Regions from separate parts of the Mus musculus genome. Here regions 2, 3 and 4 are each linked to region 1. A link is a loop called in an ENCODE intact Hi-C map of the cell type or tissue named here. Cell type or tissue: heart. All regions are shown on one strand. Links, peaks and the distances in the headings refer to the core of each region. The heading gives the core; the rest is flanking DNA.

Region 1 (5,588 bases), core at 1,617-4,116:
CTAAAAGTACATCCCAAAATGCCCCAGTGAGCGTCATAAACCCATGCTGTGTCTATTACCTTAATCACTGAGAAAGAGAGAGAGAGATTGACTGATTGATTGATTGATTGATTGATTGACTGATTCTTGGTTCTGAGAAGAGGTTTTTCTGTAGCCCAAGCTAGCCTCAATCTCACAGGACTGCTCTTGCATTAGCCCCCAAAGTGCTAGGATAAAGATGTGAAGTGCCATGCCTGGCTAAGATAGTTTTTAAAAAATGAAAAGAACCAGGCGTGTTGGCGCACACCTTTAATCCCAGCACTTGGGAGGGAGAGGCAGGTGGATTTCTGACTTCAAGGCCAGCCTGGTGAGTGAGTTCCAGGACAGCCAGGGCTATACAGAGAAACCCTGTCTTGAAAAACCAAAAAACAAACAAACAAACAAACAAACAAAAAGGAAGGAAGGAACCGACACTGAACATTTAAGTTACACAGTTGTAAGATTAACCCCACATAATATCTTCTATCATTGTCTTCTGTGCAACTATATGGTAGGTATGGTTAACTTTAAAGACATGATAAAATACAGTACTTTGTTTTCAGAATTCCCAAGTTTAAACACCTTTTGTGTGCACACATGCGTGGCATCCATGTGCCTGTTCAGATGTGTGCAGACACGGGTGCATGCGTGTGTGCTCATGGCAGCCCAATGCTGGGGTGAAGTGTTTTCCTCAGCTGCACACCACCTTACATATAAAGCAGGGTCTGCTGCTGAACTCGGAGCTCACCACTGTGGCTAGACTGGCTTGCCAGCTTGTTCTGTGGATTCCGTTTTGGCTTTTAAATCTGCAGAAACAGGAGCCTTTTACCTACCTTCTAACAGTATATTCAAAGCAGTTACTTCTTTCTCCAATAAAATCTTGTGAGTTTCTATTTCTATAACAGGACACAAAGTTTACAAAATCAAAATAAGAAAAGTCCCAATTTTTACTTACCCAACATTTGGCAATCCAACGATACCAATTTTCAGTGAGGTTCCAAATCTTCCAATAATTGGAGGCGGTTTAATTCCATCTCCTCCCTTTTTCGGGGGCATCTAAAATATCAAAATGAACTTTTAAGACTCCCCTATAAACAAAACACATGTCTGTATACAGAATATATTACTGGGTAGTAGACAAGAAAACCTACTGTCTGTACCAATCCACAACTAAAATATGAGCAAAACCCATACTTTTTTTGAGGGGAGGGTCTCTGTAAACAGATCTGATTCTAAAATGTGTACATGTATCACTTCTGAGTAGTCCCAGAAACACTGCAGCAGCGGGAATCAAAGATAAACTTAAAACTTAGTTCCAATCCTCCGTGCTGGCTGCCGACAACCGCCTTCTTAACCTGTCATAGTATTTGAAGGAAAGCATTTGGAAGGAGAAGAGACACAAGTCTAAGGAAGCCCATTACAGAAACACCAGCAACCATGTCACCTCTCGCCAATCATTCCTCCACCGCTTGGAACCCGCCTCTCTCCACAACTCAGCGTTCACCACACTGATGGTCACTACTAGGCCTGGAGGTCCTTCGAAGCCAGACCTTTTTGCCTTTGACACTGTAGGTAAGCTTACCGTCAGTCCTTATTAAACAGTTTTTGAAACCCACACTCTACACTGGATACTTTGAAGGCACTCACCTTGTCGTTCCTTTTCAAGATCCAACCTAGAGCTTTCATGTATGCTAAAAGCAAGCGCTCTACCAGTAGGCTATATACAGCCCTATTTCAAATACCTTTTGATTGACAAGTCCAAACTTTCTGTCTTTTCTTGTCCTGGCTCCAAGGTCCACTGTGCAAAATTGATCTCACTTTTAACACTGCAACAGGAACCTACGAGGAACTGCAACCTTGCGCGTCTTAGAACCTGGAAACTAAAACTGTCCCTGCCTTCTGGCTGGTTGGACCTCCTAGAGCCACGCTGCTCCTCCCTCCTTCTCCCCACTCCGCCTGCTCCAGAAGTGATACTCCAACCTGTAATCCCAGACCGGGAGGCCAAGGATCTCCCATTTTGGGGATCCTGACACCTGTTCCGGGCCTCCAATGAACAGCTGCATGGGGAGAGCCCGTCCAGTCCTGGAGCCTACAAGGGGTGACCTACAAGGGGTGCCCCCGCAGTCCAGCCAAGCAGGACCTCCGCACACCACCCTTCCCCTCCTGACCCGGCATTGGCGTCCCGCCCTGAGGCAAGACTTTCCCCCAGACTGCGGCGAGAGCCAATCTCGTGGCCGCGCGGCCTAGTCCGAGGGCGCCTCATTCATCCACATGCCCCAAGCTGTCCGCTGCCCTCAGCCCGTCCCGGCGGCCGGTCTCCGGCCTAGCGCCAGCCTCGGAACCACTGGCCCGGGAGCCCACGGGCTCCTTCGGGGACTCACCGTGCACCGGGCTAACGATCGCACGGGGTCCCGGACTGCAAAGACCGGTGTCGCCGGCAGCCGGAGGTGGGGAAGAAGGCGGAGAGAGCGCAAGCCCGGCCCTCCGCCGAGCCGCACGCACGACGGCAGAGGCGACGGAACGGGCGGGCCGGGGCGGCACCTGTGCGCAGGCCACGCCCCCACAGGGTCACGCCCATTGGCCCGGATGCCCGGGCCCGGATGGGCGGGGCCTACGAGGAGGAGGGCGCTCAGCAGCACCGGGTTTCTGCGTCTCTCTACACGTGGGCTTCCACCGAGCCTCCAGGTTTCTTTCAGCTCCACTGCTCCGGTTCCGGGCTCCTGCTTCGTCTGGGATCTATCTTGTCCCTGACTGATCGTGCCCAGATCAGCCTTTGCTACCTGCACGGAGCCGCCCTTCTCCCCTTTCCAGTAACTTCTTTCAGATGGGTTAACGATGAGAAGCCATTAAACTTTCTTCAAGGGAAAAATGGACCAAGGAAAATTTCGGATCCAAGACGCACTTAACAGCCACAGAAGTGCATAAAACATTTAAAGAGTCACCATCTTCTTCCTCGTCGCCGCACATACATCCCTTTCCTCTGCGAGGTTAAGAACTATGAGAAGGAAACATGATTTCTTCCTGGTTCTAAAATGAGACTACTGCGATCCATCTCATAAGGCTATTGGTAGGATTAAATCAAATAATATGTATAAAGTCACCTTCTAACTACACTATGAGCTCCACTGGGACAAAAAGGTGTTTATTAGGTTTTCTCCAATGACTTTCAAGTATTTGTTACAGTGAATGTCCAGAAATTATAATTTTTTTTCAAACATACCAGTTGCAAATAAAAGAAAAGAGTGTGAATTGGTTGCTAATCCCCAATTTGCAGATGACAGAATAGTATCAGAAAAGTATCAGGTAAAGTTTCACAACTAAACTAGTGACAGAAGACACATGTCAAACCCTGATCTCTCTGCAAAAATCTGAGTTTTTTTTTTTAATTATGTTTATTGCCTATTGTATGTGTGCTTGTGTGGATTCGCTCTTGTATACAACAGTTCTGGTGAGGTCAAAGAACAGCTTGGAGTCAGTTCTCTCGTACTTTGCAGGTTCTGAGAATGAAACTCAGATTCGTAAGGCTTAGCAGCAAGCACCTCTCCATACTGAGCCATCTCACAGATCTAGAACTCTTCACTTTCTGTCAGAAACTTTTTGAATGGTGTGACTGACAAGCAGCAGCTGAGCCACTGTTTGTAATAAAATTGCATTAAGGTTTTTCTGTCACCCCGTGAGAGTGATCTTAGGAAAGCCTTAGAGCTCTTTTGATACATTTTAAAGACAGGGTCTTTGTCTTTAGTTTTGCTATTGGTTAAAGATTGTTACTGTCAAAGCAGTCACGTAAGTCCTTACTTTCTACAGTTACTAATGCACTACACACTCAGCCTAGTATCCTTGTCATCATTGTATGTGTAAAATAGACCCCAGGGATAAGCAGTACACAGCTTGTAACCGCCATCGAGCTAACGCACATGAACAGCACAGAGGTCTGAGACATTAAAAAATAACGCTATTTTCAATTACTCTGATCCCCCCCCACACACACACACACACACATATCATGGCTTTATTATGTAGCTGTGCCTTCCTCTGCTCTCATCCCCTAGCTAACAACCAAAAGCCAACTGCAGCTCTAGACACTACTAAAATGTCAGGAGTAGAAGAGGAGGAAACATGTCATCTAGTGGACCCCTAGGAAAAACAGGCAGTGTGTCTCAGAAGCCTCTAGCTGACATCTTCTGTTTCACTGGGCAAAACTAGGTGGATCCTTCATGAGTCACAGGTGAGGGGTGTTTGGAGTGTGGCGGTGCTAGGCAACAAGATAAATGAGTTACGTGCAAGGCAGGATAGAATAAGACAACACAAGATTGTATAATTTTCTTCAGAATGACATGATTTAAAACTTGGCAATTAAGCCGGGCGTGGTGGTGCACACCTTTAATCCCAGCACTCGAGAGGCAGAGGCATTCGGATTTCTCAGTTCAAGGACAGCCAGGTCTACAAAGTGAGTTCCAGGACAGCCAGGGCTATACAGAGAAACCCTGTCTCGAAAAACCACAAAAAACAAAAAACAAACAAACAAAAAAAAACCCGTGGCAATTAGTTATTTCTGGAATTTTCCGTCTAATACTCTAATGTTGCAATTGGGCATGATATAATAAAACCATGGAAAGTAAAACCACAGGTAAGGGCATGGGGCTATAGTACTAGAATCACCATGGCCCATTTTGGGGTGTAATGGCTCAGTGGACCCAGGTTTGATTCCCAGCACCCACATGGTAGCTCAAAACTGTAACTCTGGTCCCATAGAATCCAATGCCTTCTTCTAGCCTCTGAGGGCATCAGACAGCCATATGGTGCACAGACATCAAGACATAACACCCATTTATATCAAAACAAAACTTAGGGGGGAAAATTCTTCCCTTTAAAAAATATGTATATGTTATGTATATGTTTAGGTAGGTGTGTGTATGTGTACATGTGTCTATGAAGGCCAAAGATTAGCCTCTAATGTCAGGAGTCAGCCACCTTTTTTTTTTTTTTGGACAGACTATCTTACTGGGACCTGGGGCTCACTCATCAGGCAGGGCTGGCTAACCAGTGAGCCCTGGTCTTCCTGACTCCACATTCCCACCACAGGGATTATGAACACATAACCTCCATACCTGGCTTTTTATATGGGTACTGAGGATCAGCCTCAGCCTCAGCCTTGCACATCGCATACTTCACCCAGTAAGCCACCTCCCAGCCCTTTTCTTTTAAAGACATAGTCTCACTGTTTAGACCAGGCTGGCCTCAAACTCATAGTCTACCTGCCTCGGCTACCTGAGTGTTGGGATTACAGATATGCAACACCATATTTACATACACTGCCCTCAAGCCTTGCTGTTTGTAGCACATGAACTTTCTGGCCGGAACATATCGGACCTGGGATATCAAATCCAAGCTGAAGAAATCAAGATTCTTTTCCTTTCTGGAAGTTGGAGTCAAGCCATAATAACAAATGCTGTTGGTTGCTTAAAGGGGAACATAAAATCAGGGCTAAGGACTATGTTAGGCACTTTTTTTTTTTTCAACAGGAGGCTATTCTAAAGAAAAAAAAATAAGGAGGAAAAGGGTCAAGCAAT
Region 2 (5,588 bases), core at 1,153-3,652, 50 kb after region 1:
AGAGGAGGAGGAATCTAAGAATCTACAACAAAGCCCACCAAACTAAACCAAACCAACCAACCAACCAACCCTAGAACCCATGGAGAACTGACTTAATACCTTTCAAAGAGGCAGCACTAGTTGCTAGGTTATATTGCTCACCTTCTAGGGTCAGATTCGCTGTGACTCTGTTGTAGGGTGGCCCTTGGCCCTGTTTTAATCTCAGTGTTTTAGCTGTGGGTGGTATCTCCAACAGGGCAAGGCTTTTTTTCTTTTTTTCTTTTTTTAAAGATTAATTCTCATTAAGCACTGAGGCATTGCCAAGACTTTCTCTGCCTAGTTTTATTTGGCCTTTACAACAATCCTTCAGAACTGACATTCTTAGCTGCATTTTGGAGAACAGACAGCTGACAAATGTTTACACCTGGCCGGGATCAAAGCCTTAAGTGGTAGCATACTCAACAAGAGACTTCCAAAGGGTTTGTGTCTGCCCAGACTACCTTACCTCCTACCTCCCAGCCCCACCCCACTCCACCCCACCCCCAACCCCAGTTCCCAGGCCTCTTGTCCTAGATGAAAATAACCACAACTCAGAAAAGGGCTAAGTTAACGTTTACAATCTAAAACCCTATCCATCTACCCCGAGAAGCGGCGCTGGTGTGTGTCAGTGTGGTGAAAGATCTCTGTATATGATAGAGAGGCCACAGGCTTGAAAGTAGCTTTGGCCTGCAAACCGGAGGTTCAGAATGGGGTGGCAGAAAGAAAGGCTGTCGTTATTGAACTGACATTTGTGTTTAATTTCTCTCTTGTCGCAAGTGCTATTCAAGTCGTAAGAAAAGCAAAGAGAGGTACGTTATATAAGAAGTGCCCAGTTTCCCAAAATGAAAAACAGCAAGCTGCCACCCCATGCTGTGGGCCCCAACTCAAGCCTCCCTTACAAGATAACCTAGTGGTTGCACGAATGCCCCAAACTTGCAAGTGGGGAGTTGACTTCAGAATTCTGCTTAAATAAAGCCAGACAATCTCCTGCAAGGTGGGCGTCCGGTTATAACCGAAGCAGGGAAAAAAAAAAAAAAAAAAATCCCTGCAACAGAGTTGCCTAAGAAAATGTTAGTCTCCCAGACTTGAGGCTCAGCCTCTAAAGTCCCATTCCACAGCCTCCTGGAAGATTTCCAGCTAACCCAGTCCAAAGCCACTCCCAGAGCCCAAAGACAGTTCGGAAGCCCATACCGGCCTTGGCCAAAGGAGACCGCCCATTTCTTGAGGCAAATTCCTAGTCTTCTAGCAGTCTCGGGGTTAGATCCTCTTAATTAGAAAACAATAGCTTCTTGGGCGCGAATAACCCGCGTTCTTCGCGCCCAAGCATAGCACACTCTCTTCGGCTCCAAACCAGGGGCAAAGAACTGGGCACGTCTAAGCTCCCCGGGCAGAAGCAGAGGACCGAGACGCGTGTGGAGAGCGTGAAACAACCCGCCTCCAAGACCCCCTCCCCCCGAGGACCCGCGGAGTAGGAAACCCCCTCCTCGCTGCGGCACATTTTGGGGGAGGGGTCCAGAAGCATTGCAAAGGATTCTGCAGCTGGAAGTTTAGGATTGTCCTGAGACCCACTTCAGGTTGTGGGTCCAGAACAAGCCGCGAGTTGTCACCGCCAGTGAAGTCTCTTTGCTCTTAAGGAGCTGCCCTGGACTCCTTGGAGGGTGGAGATTCTCGGGTTCCCTCCCCCCCTGCTGCCCTCGGGTCGGAGAAAAGATGTGGAATTAGGATCGAGTGAAAATTCCGGAAGCTCTGTAATTACGCACACCCTGAATGTGGAGCGTTGACTTGAGTTACTTGGCGCTTCGAGGGCTGGGGCCCTGCATATTGATGAAATGCAGCCTCTGTTTACCTAAACAATAAATGTAGAGATTAGCAACATTCACTTGATCACAATAACGGGTTGACAATTAAGGGGCAATGCATCCCAGATGGAACCCAGCCTACGGAGGGCGTGCACAACGGGTGGCGGGCTCCTGCAAGGGGGCGCTGGGCGGGAGCAGGGGTGCACGGAGACACTCTGTACGGTCCAGTGAAGGATGCTGAGCCGGGTGCCAAGAGGTGGAGAGGCCCAGCCCTTACTGCCACAAGCCATCCGGCTAGACCTTCTAGAGGGTTTTTGGAGAGATCTAAGCGTCTGGGACCGAAACTGCAGGGGTGTTTCTGAAGCTCTGAGTCTGACTCTCTACGTTGTCACCTGCCTTAAGGCCATCCTGCTTGACTGATGCCTGGTTGGAAACTAGAATGGGCGTCCCTGGCATGTGCTCGGCGAGTGTGTCCGTGTCAGCAAGTCAGCAAGAGTATCTTTTGCTACGGTACTAGGAAGGAGGGAAGAAGCAAGATGCCGGTGCCTAAAGCGAGTGGAGCCTCTCTCTACCCCCATGCCATTCAATACCAGGGAGAAAGTGAGACTCAAGCGCCTCTCACTGAGCTCTAAGGACACAGGATGTACAGTGGGTGGTGAAACAGAAGGCCGGCCCACCAGGATTGGGCTCTAGACTGGCTGGAATCCAGAAGCATGGATTTGTCTGGGCAATGTCACAGGGGCACTTGAGTCCTCACAGGGAATCTCATGGCCTACACAATCAGCCTCCCTCCTCCCCCTTCTCTGCCTCTTGGAGTTGCAGGTCCTTGAGAAGAGATTCCAGGCAGGAGAGGACTGAAGGAACTACTGAGAGAACTCAGCAGGGTGCCATCTGGAGAAATAAGGTCAGAGAGCCTCTGCAAGTGTGCGTGGTGTGTGTGCGTGTGTGTGCGCGTGTGCGTGTGCGTGTGTGTGTGTGTGTGTGTGTGTGTGTGTGTGTGTGTGTGTGTGTGTGTGTGTAGGGGCCGGGGTTGGGAGAGGATGGGATCCATTTAGGTTTTCCAAATCCTGGGCTCCCATAGAACATTGGCTACAGAAGACACGTGCCTGTTGTTTCTCTATCCTTTCTTCCACACCATCAGCAATGCCAAAGACATCTGAGTCCATTCTAGACACTCCAAATCAAATGAGGTAGGGGATATAGCCAGCCCAGGCTCTAGGGACAGGAGTTGGGGTCAGAACTGGGCTAAGAAGAGGATCTGGGGGAGTTGAGAGCCAGAGAGACTGGGAAAAGGAAGAGCAGGGAGGGGAAGGTGGAGGAGGGGATGAACCAGTAGGGGCAAAGTTAGACTTGGGTGTGAGATGTTCAAACTTAGAATCTTTCTGGCCCCCTAGTCTCCCCCTCCATTGTCCAGCTGAAGGTGCACCAGAAGTAGGGGGTCAAACAAAGGGAATCTTCTGTCCTCTCCTTTCAGGCCAGGGTGGGATGGGGGGGGGGTAGGAATTTCCTCATCATGAGAAGCCGATGAGTGTCTGTGGCAAGTAGACAACTACAAACAGACTTTGGACCAGGCAGAGAAGGGCGGCCTTGATCACTTCAGCTCTGTTGTAATTTTGTCTTCGATGTGATTAGCTGGAAGAGTCAGCCCTACCAAGGATTTCCCTCCCTCCTCCTCTTCCAAAGGCACCATCCTTCCAGAGCAGGGCTGCTGCTCCTCCCCAGTCTGAAATTTCAAGGGCTAATGGTGTGTGTTCCTGCAGTAATTAGGGGCCATGCAGCAATCCAACACTCGTTAAACAAATATGCAAGTCATCCTCATGGGGGGGGGGAGGCTGAGGAAGGGGGCAGCTGGAACCCCTGCTGCTGGTGTCCTCGGCTAGGGGTGTGGCAGCTCTGTGACCCTCTGCTGAGGAGGCAGCCCTTAGTCTTCTTCACTCTTCCTTAAAATGAAGACACACAGGCAGAGAGCATGCATTGCATCTCGCATCTCGCCACCCACTGGACAAGCTGAGGAACCTGTGTCCCTGCTTGGAAAGTTGTCTAAGTCACTAGTGGCTCTAAGCTAAGATGAGCAGGATCTGGGTCCCCCACTCTGCACAGCAGGGCCATGGATATAAAGGCCATGGAGCCATCTTCCCCACCTCTTTCTTTTCGCCATTATAAATCAGCCATATAAATCATTCACATTGTTTAAGGTACATTGATCCATCTAATGGCTTGTAATAGGCTCCTAATTGTCATGTGCAGAAGCCTGCAGGCTCACAAGGGTCTCAATGCCAATTCAGTCTACCTTAAGCCCCAGGCTGGTCAGTACAAAACCCACAAGAAGCACCCTGCCACTCCAACCTCTGTGCCCAGAAGAGGGAGTATTGCTAAGGGTAGTTGTTACACACACACACACACACACACACACACACACACACACACACAGAGAGAGAGAGAGAGAGAGAGAGAGAGAGAGAGTTAACTTCCAAATCACCATTTCAGTGATAAGCAAAATCCAGCCTTCAATCTATTGATTATTGTGAACCAAAACACATTTTGTCAATCTCAGAACCCTTCTGGATTTAAAGCCTCTGTCTGCATTTATATTTACAGTAAAAAAAAAAAAAAAAAAAAAAAAAAAAAAAAAAAAAAAAAAAACTTGTTAGTCACAAACCAATATGCTCTTGGTCGCATCTTTTTGTTTTCTTTCATTATTTTTATTTATTTATTTTAACAATAATGATAAGGAGTCTCTTGAAGGGACTTGTTAAAGAAAGGGACAGAGGAGCTTTTTCCAGGACAGCTCTGAGTTCTACTTCTCAAAGTTGGAGTGTTTCCCTCCTCTGAGCCTTGGATGAAGGAGGAAAGAGCTGGAAGTTGGAAATCTCTCAAGCTGTCTAAGAAGTGGTTAAACTGAAGAAACTGATGGGCAATATATGTGTATCATTTGGGTAGCTCTTCTCTTAAAAAGAGAAAGCTGATACTGACTCTGGCTGGTCATCTTGCTTAGGTCTGGGACTCCTCCACAGTGTCTGGTGAGGGAGGACAGTACAGCTCCAAGCCAAACAGCCCCCCCCCCCCCCGCCGTGGTTTCCTAGTGATGCAGTAAACAGACCTATGATGCTTGTTGAATAATCTGCCAATAATTGCAGTCATTAAAATCATCACAGTCTCCAGTTGCCTTCCTTCCTTTGACATACCAGTGTCTCCTTTAATTGTTAATGCATTTTTGGCTCAGATAAACAGAGCAGGGCAAGCTTAGAATATAAGGTCCAGCCACATCTAGCAGCACACAGTTGGCTGTACAGCAAAGGCATGAACTGTCTCCATAGACCAGGGCTTTTCAGTTTCTCCTGGAGACCTTCAAGAGGTTAGACTGCATTGCGCCTCTAAATAGGAGTGCCACCTTTGAGGTAGGGTATAATTTTTTAAAAAGATGAAAATCTCATTGGCCTATTGATTCTTCTTGACTTTTTTATTTGTAAGGGTTTATAAAATGAGGATTAAATAAAAGCGCCACAGAAATCATGGGAGAGTCTTTCAGTTTTCAATTAATTTTCTTGATCTATTTGAACTCAGGGCTGGTGCTTTTAAAGACATAAATACATGTTCACTATAAAAGATTCCCATCTAATCAAAGGCTGGGTTTCAGTTTTCAGTCACACTGACAAACTCCAACTGCGGAAAGGATTCACCATACTCAACAGGCGCTAAAGGCTGCACTGGGCTTCCTTGCCCAGAGCTCCAGGCAGGCAGCAACCAGCATTCAGGCAGCATTTTTTTTTT
Region 3 (5,588 bases), core at 1,032-3,531, 60 kb after region 1:
CTTCGTGCTACACCCGGAAGGGCGACTTGGGAGCTTCTGGGAGATGAGCGGGCTTATGGCGTCAACCCAAGTCTGATTCTAGACAAGGGTGGCAGCGAACGAAGTGGCGAAAACCGAGGCATTTCTGATCTATAGTCTCACTGAGGAACAACTTTCCTACTCGCTCGTGGTCGCCTCTGTCCTGCGCGGGGCGCGGCGCGTCCCCCGCCAGCGTGCGGGGAGGAGGCGCGAGCCGGGGTGCCAGGGCCCTCCGGGATCTGCGCGGGGGGAACGAGGCTGCTCACCGGTGCACTTTGTGTCTTCCCCCACTTCTCCCTGCCCTCCTCCTCCTCCTCCTCGCTCCCTCCTTCACCCCACCCACTCTAGGAAGAGCCACGCTTCGGAACGACCCCGTTGGCCATGCTGGCGGCGACCTGCAACAAGATCGGCAACACGAGCCCCCTGACGACCCTGCCCGAGTCCAGCGCCTTCGCCAAAGGCGGCTTCCACCCCTGGAAGCGCTCCTCGTCCAGCTGCAACCTCGGCTCCAGTCTCTCCGGCTTCGCTGTGGCCACGGGCGGCCGCGGCTCGGGCAGCCTGGCGGGTGGCTCGGGAGCCGCCAACAGCGCCTTCTGCCTGGCCTCCACGTCCCCCACGTCGTCCGCCTTCAGCAGCGACTATGGCGGCCTTTTCTCCAACTCGGCGGCGGCGGCGGCCGCGGCGGCCGGCGTGTCCCCGCAGGAGGCGGGCGGCCAGTCGGCCTTCATCTCCAAGGTGCACACGACGGCGGCCGACGGTCTGTACCCGCGCGTGGGCATGGCGCACCCGTACGAGTCGTGGTACAAGTCGGGCTTCCACTCGACCCTAGCGGCGGGCGAGGTGACCAACGGCGCGGCGTCATCGTGGTGGGACGTGCACAGCAGCCCTGGGTCCTGGCTGGAGGTGCAGAACCCCGCCGGGGGGCTGCAGAGCTCGCTGCACTCGGGCGCCCCCCAGGCCTCGCTGCACTCTCAGCTGGGCACCTACAACCCCGACTTCAGCTCGCTCACGCACTCGGCCTTCAGCTCCACCGGCCTCGGCTCGTCGGCCGCCGCCGCTTCGCACCTGCTCTCCACCAGCCAGCACCTGCTGGCCCAGGACGGCTTCAAGCCGGTGCTGCCCTCTTACTCGGACTCCAGCGCAGCGGTGGCCGCGGCGGCCGCCAGCGCTATGATTTCGGGCGCAGCGGCGGCCGCCGCCGGGGGCAGCTCGGCGCGCTCCGCCCGTCGCTACTCGGGCCGCGCCACCTGCGACTGCCCCAACTGCCAGGAGGCCGAGCGGCTGGGTCCGGCCGGGGCGAGCCTACGCCGCAAGGGGCTGCACAGCTGTCACATCCCGGGCTGTGGCAAGGTGTACGGCAAGACGTCGCACCTGAAGGCGCACCTGCGCTGGCACACGGGCGAGCGGCCCTTCGTGTGCAACTGGCTCTTCTGCGGCAAGCGCTTCACGCGCTCGGACGAGCTGCAGCGGCACCTGCGGACTCACACGGGCGAGAAGCGCTTCGCCTGCCCTGTGTGCAACAAGCGTTTCATGCGCAGCGACCACCTGAGCAAACACATTAAGACGCACAACGGGGGCGGCGGGGGCAAAAAGGGCAGCGACAGTGACACGGACGCCAGCAACCTGGAGACACCCCGTTCCGAGTCCCCGGACCTCATCCTGCACGATTCCGGCGTCAGTGCAGCCCGGGCGGCTGCGGCGGCGGCAGCGGCGGCGGCGGCAGCGGCAGCGGCGGCTTCGGCGGGAGGCAAGGAAGCTGCGACCGGTCCCAACGACTCCTAGAGGTTGGCGGAGAGGCGCGAGCGAGCAAGTAGAGACACCCAGAGCGAGCGAGCGAGAGGTTCGGAGGGCGAGCGAGTGGGCGCACGGGAGGGCAGGGGCTCCAGAGAAGCCCCCGGAGCCCAGGCTGGGAGCGAGGTGGAGCAGCGCGGAACCCCGGGCGGTGGCTTGCTGGCGGCGCCGGAGTTGCCCTCAACCCGTTGCGCCCAGATGAGAATCGATCTCGAGGTCCAGAAACAAAAGCGAGCCATCCTCCGACATAAGTGCAGGTTCAAAACTACACACACACACACACACACACACACACACACACACCACCCCGGAGTCCCACAAACGCAAGAACGCACACTCCCGCGCGCGCACTCACAGGCACCCACTCGAACAAACTTCTCCAGAGAAGAGCAATACACAGAAATGTCCCCTCCCCCCACTGCCCACTCCCCCCACCATCCTCTGTCCTTTTCTCAAAAACAAAAAACAAAAACTAGCTACCACTCAGCAAAGGACTGTCAGAACTTTCGAATGAAAACAAACGAGACCTATAAAAACAGACCCTTTGTGTGGATTATATTATATATAAAATCTCCAAGTCCTGCTTGATGTCTACTTACAATGAGACTTTTTTTTTTTTTTCTAAAAAAAGGAAGCATCAAAAAAGGCTTAAGGTGAGATATTCAACTGGAAGTCTAGCAACAGTTTCTCTGTATTTCATAACATCTGTATAAATAGGGTTCAAAGGATTGTGTTCTCTTTTATTTTCTTGTAAATGTTCATTCGAATAGTTTTTTTGTGAATTCCTGAAATTCAGGGAGTTTCTTTTTAATTTTCTGATGCACTTTGTGAAAGTCAGTATATATGTAAAAGATATTTAAAATGTTGAGTTACCATTTCACTCAAACACGTAAGTTAAGGTCATCTAAAGAAATTAAATGCGTTTATCTGTATGAAGAGAATCTTGACATCATATTTTCATTTTGGTGTTATTAAAGGACTCTAAACAACACTCCTCCTTTAAAAAAATATCCTGTTTCCCCCTCAATAATCTTTAATGTGGAATCAACTATTTTTTTTTGTTGGGAAACAAATTCCCTTAATGTTAGTTGTAGGCAATGAAGTTTATGTGGGTTGCAAAAGCCATAGCACACATACATTTTTTTGAGAAGTCAAAATTATTTATTTGTATATCAACAGCAAAAATTAAATCGGGTTATAAGAATGTGTAGTTGTATTACTTAATGGGAGGGCTTGCAAAAGGTGACATTTTAAATCTTTGGATCGCCTTTTTAAAAAGCCAGGGCTTTTGACAGTTTTAACTGGGGAGATACCTACCCATCTCCCGGAGGGTTCAGAAAAAATTGGTGGGTTTGTTTTTTAAAACTGATTTTAAAACAATCTGTGGGGGAAAAAATCTTTCTAGGAAAAAAATATCTTTTAGTTTCCAAGGCTCTCTACGTTGGGAGGCATCTCTGGGGAATAAATCGCTAGAGTCAATACCCCGGAAAAGACATTTCATGCCTAAATGAAAATCTTGTTAAATGTTATTAATTTTGACTTAGAGCACACAGCAGCCCCCTGTGCCTTGTATTCCCTTATTAGGGATTCATGTCTTATCAAATATCTAATTAATCTCCTAGACATCATTTGTTCTGGCCAACTTTATCTCAGCTGGTCCACAGGGAAAACTCCAAATATTCTCTGTGACAAAGCTCCCTTGAAGATCTTTTTAATTGTCTAAATTAACTGCACCAAATTTGCATGTCAAACGGTAAAGGGCAACCTGAGATAAAATGTAAACGTTTTAAAAGCCCCAAACTAAGCACTTGATTTGATAACTAGGCTTTTTAATGTTATGGAAGACAACTGCTCCTTTCCTTTTCAAAGACGGCTGATCTATGCAAATAGTGAATTGGAAATGCCTAGGTCCCCTCGCCGTCAAATGGCCCTCGCAGGTTATTTGAATATCAGTGGCTGCTTCTGAAAAGGTTCAAGGATGCTCTCTGCCTTCTTTGTGATTACGCAGTGCGGCGTCTTATTCTGAAGAAAAAAAACTCAGGAATAATTAAAGGCTGGGATCAGGCCTGGGAACACATTTGGGACAGGAATCTCATTTAGACAGTCTCTTTCAAAATAAGGCACAGTTAAATTGACCAGAAGGCAATTATTGAAATGAAAATTATTTTCACTCTCTTTGTCTTCTGACCACCAACTTAACAGCCCCAGTTTAAAAGAGGGAGAAGGGAGAGAATGACGAAAGGAAAATTGGTAAATGAGACAATTTCTCAATTCGAAAAAAAATGTTAGTTTGGAAAAAGAAAGTACATATTTACAGAATAAAAATATTTCTAAAAGACTTCTCACACAATAGAAACTGCAAGGGGAGTCAGCAGCTATAAATTTCCCCCTCTTTTTTTGATTACTGGCCTTGGAAACTTGAGTGAAGATTTTGATTCTTTGGAAAGAATAAATTATTGGTATTAACAGTCAACAAAAACTGCTCTGAAGAGCCAAATAGCAAGGCAACGAGAAACAGCAGGAAGGTTCCCAGCGGGGAGTCTGCAGCGTGAGGTTCAGTGGCTTCTTCCTCTTTTCTCGGAGCTCTTCTTCCTCTAGTTTTCCTTCTCTTCGGTCATTTTCTCTCCCGGCTCATCCATTTCTGCCTGGGACGCCCCGCACCCCCAGCCCCAAAGCGTCTTCGAGTTTGGGTCTGGTCTTAAGGAGAAGCTGTGGCAGAGTACGCTCATCCTGGGGGTTTGAGGCAGAGGCTCTGAGGTCTATAGGGCGTCCCGTGCGTCTAGGGTCTGCAGGCTGGAGGTGCGGAGGTGAGTGCGAGCTGGGGGTTCCTGAGGAATGAGGGCGCCGGGACGTCGGTCCCAGGCAGCTTTGTTTCTTGTTGATAATAAAGGCAGATCAAAGGGCCTGGCTGTGCAGGTCTCGCTCCCGGAGGGGCTCCCTCCGCAGGCCAGTGATCAAGGCCTCTGCGCGCTGTCTCTGCCCCGCGGGTCAGCCAACGTCCATCACCGCGGCTCCGGTGAACCGCGGGCGGCAGCCCAGACCTCAGTGTCCAGTCAGACATCTTGGGCTCCAAGCTGAGCCAAGAGGGACCCGGTCCCGCGCTCTTGTCGGAAACCCACCAGGGGAAACATCCCTGCCCCACTTCCCACCAGCTCTAGGCATCCCGGGGAGACCTTGAGACTCAGTAGGTGGTGACCGACTGAAGACGAACAAATGGAAGAGAGCGTGCACGGGAGGCGAGGTCCATGAGCTAGGATACCAGCTGGGTCCCCAGGTGGGGTGCGGCTGCGCCTCCCCAGGGCCACCTCTGCATTCCCGCGGCTTGGGCCTAACTGGGTCCCGGGTAGAGTAGATGGGGAGGCCACGCTGCGAATGAAGACTGCCGCCTGGAAGTGGATTTTGTGAAGCCAGGGCTGAGACCAGGGTCCTGGAGTCCCGCCCCCGCCGGGGTGAGGGGAAATGCAATTTCGTTTCAGTGAGTTTCCAGGGATTTCTTGTTTCCAACTTCCACGCAGTAGATGAACCAAGACCAAGTTTGCTGGGCCTGCGCCTATCCCGGCTCAATTCACACCCTCCCCAGTATTTTTCTTTCTTGGCATAATTTACCCCCAGTCTTTGGAGGACCCACCGGGTCCTACCTGATGAAGAAAAAGGAGTAGATTTTTTTTTTTCCTTTCCTCAAGGACGTTTGAAAACATTTGGATGAGATTAGATTGTGCACCTGAACCGCGTGTCTGGACATTCCGTCAAATCGTCACCAGTCGTGTAAAATTGAATTT
Region 4 (5,588 bases), core at 1,706-4,205, 170 kb after region 1:
TATGACAGTAATTGCCAATTTCTAAGTCCTTGTTCTAGGTTTACCATCTAAAGTATCCTTATATAAGATGGTAGAAAAAAATCTGGTGTCATTTACAATGCTTGGGCTAAGTTCTCAAACACCCACACCACATTCAAAAGACGTGGGTGGCAGACCAAAGAGCAACTAATACACAGGGTTCTGTAAGAGAATATTCCCTGTGTTGCTTTCTAGAAACCAAACCCTTTTAAAACCTTATATTTAATTGGGATTAAGACAAGTATTTCCTTTTTTCTACCAGGATTAGGCAGGAGTGGTCAAGAGAAACAAATCCTACAATATTCACATACTTGATCTTTCCAAATAAGCACTGAATTACACAGGCAGGTTCTGGTTGGCACACAGTCATCCTTGAAGTTGCTGGTCAACAATCAGACTTGAGTATGAAAACATTGGCGCCCTTAAGAAATGTGTCCTTAGAAAGGGAGTAAGGAAGGGGGTAAGAAACTGGTCCAGCCTTTTCCAAAGTTCCCTAGATTTCTTTGCTTGAATAACTCACAATCCCTATTTTTCTTTGCTTGGATATCTCACAATCCCATATTTGGACAACATAAGAACAACAATGTAACCGTGGGGGGTGAGGGGAGGAGAGAGAGAGAGCGCGCGCAAGCGCACATGCTTAAACAACAATCTTAATTAACAATAGATAATGAAAACTGTTGTAGACTTTGAACCTTAGCATTTATCAACTCTTTGGGTCAATTACTTTGCCTCCCTGAGTCAGTTTCCTTAACTGTGAAACGAGTGGGAAAACTCCTTAGCGAAACACTATATGGAAAGGATGTACTGTGCACAGCTCATCACAGAGGAGGTCTTCATGAAATGGGAGCAATAGTTCTAATGCCAAGTATGGTGCCCCATGCTAGGAACCCAGTCCTGAGAGACAGAAATAGGAGCAATACAAGTTCAAAAGCAACCGGGGCTGCATTGAGACGATGTCTCAAAAAACAGACAGCGTACACAGAATAAACCAAAGTGGGTAAGAGAGGTGGGTAGAGAGACTGCAGACCTAATGATAATGATTAAAACGGTAACAAGGTAAACAGCATTCATTGTCACAAGTAGCTATACAAACATGCCTAATATTAAAGATCCTCAATAGTAGACATACTAGATATTCCACAAAGTTACGAGTTTAGAATGTGTTATGAAGTTACCAGCCTCTGTTTCATACCCAGCAATTAAGAGTTGAATTGAGTTTGATCTTAAGTGGCTATTGACAGTGAAGGTGATGGCCAAGAGGTTTAACAACTTCCAGGTTCAACTTCCAATTAACTGAAAATTAAATGAAACTTTTTAAAAGTAATCTGTCCTTTTCCCCCTTTCAATTTTTCCAGTGTTATAAACAGTTCCCGAGGCAAATGAAAGTTAAAATGACTTCTAGTCTGACATAATGTCACACACCTGTAATCACAGCACTAGTGAGGCAGAGGCAGGAAGACCATGGGTTCAAGCCCAGCTACAAAGAAAAGCCAGCCAGGACTTAAATTAGCAGCTGTCTCAAAATAAGGAAGGGAGAAAAAAAAAAACTAAAAATAACTCTGAAGTTTTATCTCATACCATTTTAAACATGAAAACAAAACAAAACGAAAAACCGCTTCTTATGCACATTTTAAGATTAACAAGAACCACAACAAAGGAAGTTTTAAAAATGTCATCCAGTCCTTTAAACTACAAAAACAAGACTTGTTGCAGAACAAACAAGTTGTCCTATCACTGGAAAAGCCAATTCACTGGGCCAGACACTAGAAAACGAAGTATACAAACCATCTAGTCGCATTACATCTGACTTAGATAACATGACCAAAGCACTGAAATTGTAGGTTAAATGCTATTAAGTTCAAATGTGCTGCAGTACTGACTTGAAAGAAAAAGCTTTAAACTGAGGCTGTTCTCTTCTCAAACACTCCTATCCTTTAGACAGGAGAAAAGCCTAATGCCTTGCAGCACTATAAAAAGCACTCTTCAACATCAACAGGCACTCCAGTCACTGCCTTTTCCCTTGTCAATCTGCAGGATCAGACTTTGGCCCGCCAAGATAAGGAGTGCAGAGTCCCTGACCAAATAGATGATACCGAGGGCAGCTGACACCCGTGGAAGTGGAAAGCCAGGGCATGGGAGTCACAACGTCAGGTGCTCCGTAAAGAAGTATGGGAGAAAATTTGGCGCAAAGATCCCGAGGTGCTCAGGAGGGGCAGACACGAAGGCCACCTTGGGCTAAAGTAAAAAGTCCGAGATGACAATGTGAGCACACGTGCAACGGGGTGCTTCGCACCCTGGGGACCGCAGCTCTGGCACCAGAGGGGACAAGTCGTCCCTTGTGAGCAGACCATCTCCAGTGTTCCCGCAGGTTTCAGGCGCAGGCTCTGTGGAGCAGAGGCGGACAGGCGCAGCAGCTAGCCGAGGCGCCAGGGCAGCCTGGCGCTGCCCACTGGTCCGGACCCCAGGGGCAGGGGCCATTGCAAACGCAACTGGGGCTCATCTCACCTGCTAGGTCTGCAGCTCCGGCTGCAAGGAGAAGGAAGCCGATGCTCACAGAGGGCCAAGCAGCGAGCACACCGCCGTCATCTCCCGCCCCGAACCCTCTTGTAGCGGCGTGTGCCAGCGGCAGATGCCCAACCACGTTCCGAGAAAGGGAGGGGTGAGCCGCTGCGGTCCTGTCAGCTACCTTAGGCGTCTGCAGCCCGGTGCCTCCTCCCCGCCTCCGCCCCGCCTTCAGGCTCCGCCCCTGGCCTGGAGGTCAGAGAAGCCGGTCTCCATTCTGCCGTGAGGCCCCGCCCCCAAGCTCAGGACATGGCCCCGCCCCGCCCAAGGCCCCGCCTCCAGCATGGAGGTCCGCGTTTCAAATCTCCACCCCGCCGTCAGGCCACACCCCTAAGCTCCAGTGCTACACTGCACTCCGCCCTGGGGCTCCACCCCAAGGCCCCGCCCCTAGCCAGAAGGCCCGAATGCGGGTCTCCACCTCGCCTTTAGGCCCCGCCCCCAAGGACAAGCGACACCGCTCCACCCCCGGTGCCCGAGGCCACACAGCCCAGTCCCTGCCCTTATGCTTCGCCTCCGCCAAAGCCACTTGGCCGCCGGTCTCCCGTAGCTGTACTTCCGGCTTTTCTCTTCCCACAAGATGGCGGCCGGGTGGGGATTGGCAGTATTGGTTTCCTCCGCCTCTGCTCAGACTCAGGAAGGCCTGTCATCATTTCGGTTAACCTCAGCTTCCAGTAATCCTGTCAATTCCTCTCCTGGTTAGCCTCGTCATTGCATAGTATAGAGTTATAAATGCAAGGATGTGAGTTCAAACCCTGCCTTCTACCTTTCCCAAGCTAGCATGATCTTGACCTTCCTAAATCAAAAGAGATTAAAATATAAGCTTTAGTTGTGTGCTTGATTTAGAATACATTGCCAGCAGCGACTGCTTCTTTTTCTGTTGTGGAGGAACTCTGGCTGTATGCTCTTAGTTTACAGACAGGAATCTCCTAGTATTCTCGGAAGTCTACTGGGGCTTCTCGAAGTCAACGTGTGAAAATGAAGACATTTTCTGAAACAAAAAATATTTCTAATTTAAAGCCTGATCTCAGTGATTTTGTAAGTATTTCTTAAAAAGAAATCTTGCTTTGCAAATTTTACTGTTTTGTCTGGCCACTACTATGTCCTATTAATCTGTGCAGTTTTAGTACAAAGTACAGTACTATTTGCACCTTTAAATTAAGTTACTATATGGTTTACTAAGAAAATAAAAGCCGGGAAGGGAGATGGGATGGGGGAAGGGGGTTCCGAGGGAAAATGAGGAAAGGGGATAAAATTTGAAATGTAAATAAAGAAAATATGTAATAAAAAATGGGAAAAAAAAAGAAAAGAAAAGCCAAGAGCTGGCTTAAGGATATGAAGCCTAAGGAAAGGTGAGCAGAATTGAAACTATTTTTTAAAATGTAGCTTACTCCCTTTTGGTTCATTTTTTGTCTTTCTCACTTTTAACTATTAACCTAACTGCAAAAAAAAAAAAAAAAAAAAAAACAATACATCTGTTATCTCAAGGCTAAATGGATTCCTGCCTTGAAACTATGAACATTAGTCAAACTAAATATTTAGTGAACTTTGACTTTTAAAGGATTATTGAAAGACAGGCCTAGAAAGGAAAGTTAAGGCCAACCTGTAGGAGTTCCTTGTGTTAGCTTAGCTTAGTTTATCCTCTGACAGCACAGTAAGATTGGTACAATTTCCCCACACTGGAACATGTCAGTGGATTTTGTGCCTTATGATCTGGAAGCCTTCCCAGGATAAGTGGAGAGATGAAAGGCAGAAAGGACAGTATGGTGACTTTGGGACTAGCCAAGACAAGGAAATAACCTACTCTGGGCTAATGGTAGTACAAATGGAGTAAGTTTGAGGGGTGTTACAGAAGAACTGTAGAGCCGGACAGCTGAGAGAGGTAAAGAAGAGGAGGTGGGGAACATTAAGTTTGTTCTCATCCACTAAAATAAGGAGAAAGAAGCCAGGTAGAGAGCTTCTAATAGATTTCCCAGCTGTGAAATTCTGCTATCTGGAAATGAAGAACTATTTCAATGCGCTTACAAAGGAGGAAGGGGCTACAAAGAGTGAATTTGCTTCTAGACCTAAAATTGGAAACCCTGAGGCATTATCTATAACAATCTCTTGGACTTATCCTTCCTTCCGTCAGAGGCGCTGGGAGTTTAGACATCTGATTAAAACCCCTTGGGTCAGATCCCACTCCTGGAGGGAAGAATGAAGCGCTTCAGTGTTCTGTGAGCTGACAGTTCTTAAGAAGGCATCAGCACACGTCCATGTGAGTGTACAAGGTTATGTCAGCAATCCATTGCTATTCACTTGATATGCCCGTGTCTGCTTATAGTTAGCCCTCTCACCTTTCTGCTTGTTCGTTTTATCTGAATTATGATTAGACTTTAAAAAAAAAAACCAAAAACCAAAGTCTACAAGTCATAAGGTACTTTCTTTGGTTATAAGGAAATGGTGAACAATACTTAATAATTACTCTTTTATTCAACTACTATTTGTTAAAACAGATAAGCATAAAAACCCACCATAAACTGAAATAATTTAGGAACACTGACACGGTGTGGTATATAAACTTAAAAAAAGCAAAGGCCTGCACTTGTAATCTTTTTATCCTTAGAGCTTAGACGAGTGCTTTCTTTGACATATGATAGGCATTCTATAAATGGCTTTTGAATGGCTGAATAAATTATAATTGCCTTCCTTGCCTACCAGCTAACCAGGAGGTTGAAGTGTTCTATTCAGTGTGGGTTCCTTGCTATAAAGAACTGTCATGTAGCTATTTCACTCAGTAACTGATTTCTCCTTTTACTCAGCTTTCCACTTGGCTTAATTTTGTAGCCTAATTTTAATATGCATCTAAATGGTTTACTTCTTTGTCGTAAATACTCTAACTTAACTTAATTTCAGGTCGTTTTAAGGCCATGAAAATTACCTCTGCCTATGCTTATAGGTATGCATGCTTTCACGAGCACCTAAGATGTCATTGTTTCTCCTCTCCCTTTCAAGGGATACTGAAATAC

What was found. Peaks named below come from ENCODE experiments on the same cell type or tissue, not always from the same donor. Only the 100,000 strongest peaks of a DNase experiment are listed, where the experiment ranks them.
Region 2: a loop joins it to region 1, with 5 times the contacts of the local background. A loop is called at or near these places in 12 of 42 quality-filtered maps.
Region 3: it touches region 1 in a loop (4-fold over the local background); 11 of 42 quality-filtered maps call a loop at or near these places.
Region 4: it touches region 1 in a loop (3-fold over the local background); 2 of 42 quality-filtered maps call a loop at or near these places.

Annotation. Positions count from the first base shown.
Region 1 is chr2:73,211,887-73,217,474 of GRCm38, forward strand. Ola1 (Obg-like ATPase 1) reads right to left here and starts at 2,561. Exons shown (of 11, transcript NM_025942.2): 1 at 2,400-2,561; 2 at 974-1,074. The coding sequence starts at 1,074. In heart, for the core only: no CTCF peak of the experiment used is centred there; a DNase peak (open chromatin) is centred at 2,575; H3K4me3 peaks cover 1,633 bases; H3K27ac peaks cover 1,414 bases.
Region 2 is chr2:73,262,439-73,268,026 of GRCm38, forward strand. No RefSeq gene overlaps it. Among named protein-coding and RNA genes, the nearest start is that of Sp9, 6.7 kb to the right of the region's middle. In heart, for the core only: no CTCF peak of the experiment used is centred there; no DNase peak of the experiment used is centred there; H3K4me3 peaks cover 1,675 bases; H3K27ac peaks cover 358 bases; H3K27me3 peaks cover 2,500 bases.
Region 3 is chr2:73,272,759-73,278,346 of GRCm38, forward strand. Sp9 (trans-acting transcription factor 9) reads left to right here. Exons shown (of 2, transcript NM_001005343.2): 2 at 367-3,013. The coding sequence ends at 1,800. Among named protein-coding and RNA genes, the nearest start is that of Sp9, 3.6 kb to the left of the region's middle. In heart, for the core only: no CTCF peak of the experiment used is centred there; no DNase peak of the experiment used is centred there; H3K4me3 peaks cover 1,251 bases; H3K27ac peaks cover 617 bases; H3K27me3 peaks cover 1,239 bases.
Region 4 is chr2:73,383,739-73,389,326 of GRCm38, forward strand. It overlaps Gpr155 (G protein-coupled receptor 155), which reads right to left and starts at 2,742. Exons shown (of 17, transcript NM_001190297.2): 1 at 2,527-2,742. It overlaps Gm13707 (a long non-coding RNA gene), which reads left to right and starts at 3,112. Exons shown (of 9, transcript XR_866430.3): 1 at 3,112-3,618; 2 at 4,712-4,837. In heart, for the core only: no CTCF peak of the experiment used is centred there; a DNase peak (open chromatin) is centred at 2,923; H3K4me3 peaks cover 1,925 bases; H3K27ac peaks cover 1,541 bases.